Regions from separate parts of the Homo sapiens genome. Here region 1 is linked to region 2. Evidence: chromatin loops called from intact Hi-C (ENCODE). Cell type or tissue: GM12878. All regions are shown on one strand. Links, peaks and the distances in the headings refer to the core of each region. The heading gives the core; the rest is flanking DNA.

Region 1 (2,925 bases), core at 308-2,807, 58 kb before region 2:
AAAAAGTGAATGTTTTTAAAGAACTTTCAGTAAAATGTTGTCATGGTTCTGATATTAGCAGAGTAGCTTTTCCTTTTTTCTTTTAAAGAGCTATTTAAATTATAAAGTCTTGATTCTGACTCATGCAACCAGAAATCTGATTAAGTGCTAAGAAAGGGCACTTTTTAAAAAGTACAATTGCTTCTGTAACAAAGTGATTGTCTATTGTAATAAAGTGATTAGCTTACATAATTAACATTGTTTCTCATTAGGTGCGAGCAGGGAAATGGTAAGAACATCATAAGACATTGAGGACAAGCCTGAGTTAGAGAATATAAATTTTAAGCTAGGCTAATTTGACCATAATTAATAAGTTTGGCACAAAGAGAAACAATTCTACTTCTGAGGTAAAGATGGCCTTTACTTTCACTATCTTTTTAAAATAACATTTATGTAATACATGCATATTCATAGAGAACAATATACTATTGACTTTCTGATAAGAGAATATTGACTACTTATCAACCCAAATGCCAAAGATACAGTATTCTTATCATATAGATAGTGGTTTTTTAATTCATTTCAGATCACAGAACAGCAGACCAATTAGTAATAGCTTTATAGATATTGTAAATTGCTTTAGACTGAATTGTGTTCCCTCCATCCCCAATTTATATGTTGAAGCTCTAACCTCCAATGTGATGTGATACTTGGAGGTAGGGACTTTAAGAAGTAATTAGGATTAAATGAGGTCACAAAAGCGGGCCTCAATCTGAAAGGGTTGGTGGCCTTCTACGATGAAGAGGAATCCTTCTCTTTCATTGAGTACATGCAGATATGAGGATATCTGTAAGTAGCTATACTTTATAGCTACTTCTTTGGAGGTTCATAGTACACACTAACCCTTAAAAGGTCAAAGAAATTCTGCTAGGAATAAATAAAATTTGTTTTACCCAATATTTTTCATATATGTATGTGACTATGTAACATTTACCTCTCACAAGTATGTTTCAGTTAATTCACATAATCACTTTTTCAGATAGCTGTATATTAAGAAATGGGCATATTCTAAATTTGATACCATTTATAACTCACTTTGCTTTCTGTATGAATCACTTTGTACAAATGTGACGTGGTTTGTTGTGAAAATCCAACTTTATTTTGATAGCCTATTAAACCTTTTCAGTGAGTGACCCTGGATAAGGATGACTTTCCTGGAGATTCAAAATAACAAAATGATCTAGATTACCTTTAGACATAAAAACAATCTCAATAAAAATGTCTCAATTAAGAAATTCCGGCTGGGCGCGGACGCTAATGTCTATAATCCCCGCACTTTGGGAGGCAGAGGCGGGCGGATCATCTGAGGTCAGGAGTTCGAGACCAGCCTGGCCAACATGGTGAAACCCTGCCTCTACTAAAAATACAAAACTTAGCCAGGTGTGGTGATGTGTGCTTGTAATCCCAGCTACTCGGGAGGCTGAGGCAGGAGAATGGCTTGAACCTGGGAGGTGGAGGTTGCAGTGAGCTGAGATTGTGCCACTGCATTCCAGCCTGGGTGACAGAGCGAGACTGTCTCAAAAAAAAAAAAAAAAAGTTTATTTTCATTGTAATAGTGAAATTTCCAAATTTGTGTTAGTGTTAACTCCTCTTCCCTACCTTAGTGAAGAGCTAATGGAAGCCTTCAGTGGAGGCTGGGCTTTGATAGCTGCTCTTTGAATTTTGCCCAAACTAGGGAGAAGCAGAGAGAGGAAGGGAAGAACAAGGATGGTTAGTCGTTACCTGTCTGGATAACTTAGGGCAGGGCTGGGTAGATGGCGGGCCTTGTAGCTAGTTTATGCTGACTCTTTGTTTTGGATTTCTGTTTTTTTCTGGTTCCTTTGACCCAGGCAACACACATCTCTGTTGTATGTGAAAACTTCCTGTCCATTCCTTCCATGGCCCTGGGAGCATTTTGGATTTGCTCCCCAGAACTACCTAGGGTACTACAGGAGAATGATTGAATCTTACATGCTTCATGCCAGCCTTAGTAGACACTACTAAGTCTGCCAAAATCAAGGCATAAAATGTTGGATAGTTTTTAATGTTTTACTCTGTATCTCTTGTACTATATTTCATTACAAATTTATCTCATGTTATATATTTGGCCAAATATATAAGAAACAGCCAAAGGAAATTCTGCTGTTCTTAGGAAAGCCTCATGGAGGACATTCAGTGAGTTAAGAGTACTTCAAGTTTTTAAGAATCTATGTCAGCATATATGGTTAATCTTGGTATTGAACCCATGTTTTCTATCTAATTAGGAGAACAATGCCCACATGCAGATCACATAAATCCTAGCACACTGTCTAGTGTGTGCACATAAGTCAGAAAGGAATATCATATCATATATTTTTCCACAAGTACTTCTCAGAGCTGATATTTCTCAGTGCCTTTTCTTAAGAAGGAGCTCAAGTATTTTACAATACTAGATTTTCTTCATTTCCATTTGGTTTTCACAATTACCTAGGCACAATGTTTAAAGAAAATATTGTGATTTTTTTTAGTCTATTATGGAATAAGAATATTCAGGGATTTGCAAAAAATCCAGTTATTGCTTTATTTTTTCTTACTGTTTAGTAGGGAATACAAATAAAAATTTACTGTTTAAAAAAAAAATTAAAAGGAAACCCAGAGGGAAGACATGAAAAAGAATGTGTGCAAAATTCAGTGCCTCTATAAATTGACAGCTGGAAATCAGAAGTGCACTTGGCTAGCTTTTATGATGCGTATAACAAATGACAGGCCATTCAAAGGTTGAAGAAGAGAGATAATCTTAAATTAAAATAGCTTCCAAAACAGGCTGACAGTACTGTTCACAGCAAATTAAAAAGGGATTGACAACTGGAAAAAAAAATGGGGGTCTGGAATTTGAGATGAGGATTTTTTAATCATTTGGCATTTGAC
Region 2 (2,925 bases), core at 145-2,644:
TGCTATAAAAGCCTGCAGATTTCCTGGGTCCAGACCTCTGTGTGAGACAGGTCTGTGCTTATTATTTGTCTATATAAACAATAATTCTGAATATGGTATTCTAAAGATTGTAAAAGTCTTTGCTTCCCACAGTATGCGGTTCAAGGAGCCAATATATGTTGGTTTATATCAAGTAAAGAGCAACGCGATGGAATGATCCTGCCAACACGTTATCCCTGCATGGACAGTGTTAGTAAGCTCACATCTGGTTTGACTCATTCTTCACAGGCAACCCTGTCTCTTAGATGGACTGGTAGAATTGCATAGGAATAACTGTGCAGCTTTGGAAACTACTAGTTTTATGACCTTACACAAGTAACCTAGGGCTTCTGTCAGTTTCCTTATCTTAAAAATGGACAGGATAATTTAACTTGCTGAAATGTTGTTGAGTACCAAGTGAAATGTCACATGTAAAGTGCTTATATATTGTAATCATGTATTATGATGATGATTATTGTTATTTAGTGTCATCTTCCAACATTTTTCCACCAACTGTTGGGAGACATTTCTTTATGAATCTTTCACATTTAAGTCTAAGCATTAACAGCCAATTTATTCAGATTTATTTGCATTCCAGGATAGTAAAGAGATTTCTCCTTCTCCCGAAGAGATTTTCAATGCAGAGTAATTAAACTATTGTGTCTCTCTGGAGGGGAGGATGAGTGTGGGCCATCAGAAGCCCCTGTATAAGATCAGGGACTTCCTCATCTTGGGACTCCTGGCTGGAAACCCATCTCACTACCTATGCAGGTGACCCCTGGCTGTCCTCCTGTCATCCTGTGGGAATTGAGGTTTGGGCAGCTTGTGCAAACAAAGATGTTACTCTGCTCCTCTGTTGCTATGAGTAATAAACTCTTTGTCTCTGACTCAGAGGGCTTGTATTTTTTCTGCCTTTTATCTATGACACTGTAGGAGGCTTACTTGTTAGCTTACAACTGCTATAAAATCTCAGACATTTCAGTTCCTGACTTGATTGTTTAACACCAACTAATACCAGAGCAGGAGGTTGTTTAAATATGGAGTTGCACTGTGTAGGCAAGTAAGAGATGATTTCAATTGTTCCATTTCCTATGTGCTTTAAATTTCAGATTTCCTTCTAAAATATGCCTAATGTATTCCTAGACAAGGACATGTTTTGTTGGCTTTTTTAGATAAGGAACTTCGCTACTCAGCCTATGAAAATGAGTACAATTGTAAATTGCTGCACAATTTGAACTTAAAAGCAATTTCTATCCCCCAGTGCTAAAAGTTTCTTAGAAAACAGACCCTCTTTTTGCCAGAGCTCAAAGAAAATAAAAGATATTTGCCATGTCAATACAGTTTTGTGACAAATCTAAGAGAATAATTTCTTGTCTTATCAAAAGCCATCCATCTAGAGTTCAGGAAAACTTTATGTTGATCTATTGCTCATTTATGTCAACAAGAAGACTGCAGTTTATTCTCTTGCCATCGAAGTGGGGCCTGTAGCCAAGCAGTCTGAGCCTTGCCTGGGAGCTCTGTTAAGCAATGGGTACAAATGCAGCATCTCAAGCTGCACTCCAGAGCTAAGGAGAACATCTGCATTTGGAAAGTCCCCCGGGTGATTCCTGTGCAGGGGTTTTTATCGCATTACTGTTAACTGTGTGTACAACTGGCGGGCTTTGCGTCATTATAGAAGAGGAAATCAGTATACTAAAGAGGTACCTTTAGCAAGTTCAGCAGATGATTAACTGGGGCTTGTTGTAAATAATCATGTTTTTCACTGACTCAGATTTTAAGAGCTTGGTAATTATAGAATTCTTAATACTATGGATGTTTGAATATTTTTATTTTGTAGACATTTGTTTCTTTGGGGATGGGAGGAGGTCTTAAAACAGGAAGAAATGGAATTAAGAGAATTTGTTAAAAGAAGAAGAATTCTATCTTCTTATGCACTTTTTTTAGGTAAAGATGGGACCTTTATAAAAGTATTTTCATTTAAAAGACATAAAGAAATTATGGACAGTAAGAAAAGATCAAAGAAAAGGACAAATTTAGTTGTTATAATAGCAGGGCAAAGCCGCCAAGGTTATTTAGGATTTTTCTTTTTTTTTTTTTTTTATGAGTTGCCAGAAGATAACTTAATTGCTTTGGAAATATAAAGAGAGTTTATAAGAAGGTGTTGACAAGTACAATAAGTATTTTTTTCCCATTAATTACATGGTACACTAAGTTTTTGGCACTTAGAAATTCGTCGTATATGTAAAAAGGAAACAGCAAAGTAATATTCAGGGTGAGGCAAAGGGAATAATTTTATTCTAAACTGAACTATTGTTTTTAGAATTATAAAAGTTATTGACTTATTTGATGGGGCTTGAAGGACTAGGAAAAGATGTCATGTATGTGAGTACTTATTAGATGAAATTTTTTAAATTATAGTTTCATTTAATTTTGAGTGTAGGTAAAGAGAGTGACTTGGGCTGGCCTGAGCAATAGATGTAGGAGAATTGTTCAGAGTTCTTTAAATTAAATTAAACTATCATATTTGTTCTTAATTATTTAGTAGGCTTAAAATTCAAAAGAAATTCAAATGTAAATTGACACTATGAGAACTTATTTGTAAAATGCATACACTGCAATCTTAATTGTTGAATAAAAATCTATTTCATCAAATTCCTAGAGGAATAAAAAAAGCATTTTGAGAATTTCGATGTATATATTATAGCTTGAAAACTAATATGCTAAGACATGAAAATATTTTTACCTTATGTTAATGTATAAGAGATTTTTCATAAAGTGACAATTTGTATAAGTTCTAAACTTCAAATAAAAATATTGGCAATTTTTTCTACAACTAATTCACCTTTGTAATGTTTTGTTCAGTAATCCATGTTTATTGCACACTTTAAAATATATTTTAAAATGTTA

What was found. Peaks named below come from ENCODE experiments on the same cell type or tissue, not always from the same donor. Only the 100,000 strongest peaks of a DNase experiment are listed, where the experiment ranks them.
Region 1: a loop joins it to region 2, with 3 times the contacts of the local background. A loop is called at or near these places in 4 of 110 quality-filtered maps.

Annotation. Positions count from the first base shown.
Region 1 is chr7:82,106,237-82,109,161 of GRCh38, reverse strand. The region is part of intron 6 of CACNA2D1 (calcium voltage-gated channel auxiliary subunit alpha2delta 1); the gene reads left to right. It overlaps LOC124901687 (a long non-coding RNA gene), which reads left to right. Exons shown (of 2, transcript XR_007060404.1): 1 at 1-2,925. Among named protein-coding and RNA genes, the nearest start is that of CACNA2D1-AS1, 99 kb to the right of the region's middle. In GM12878, for the core only: no CTCF peak of the experiment used is centred there; no DNase peak of the experiment used is centred there.
Region 2 is chr7:82,048,320-82,051,244 of GRCh38, reverse strand. The region is part of intron 10 of CACNA2D1 (calcium voltage-gated channel auxiliary subunit alpha2delta 1); the gene reads left to right. Among named protein-coding and RNA genes, the nearest start is that of CACNA2D1-AS1, 41 kb to the right of the region's middle. In GM12878, for the core only: no CTCF peak of the experiment used is centred there; DNase peaks (open chromatin) are centred at 884 and 1,604.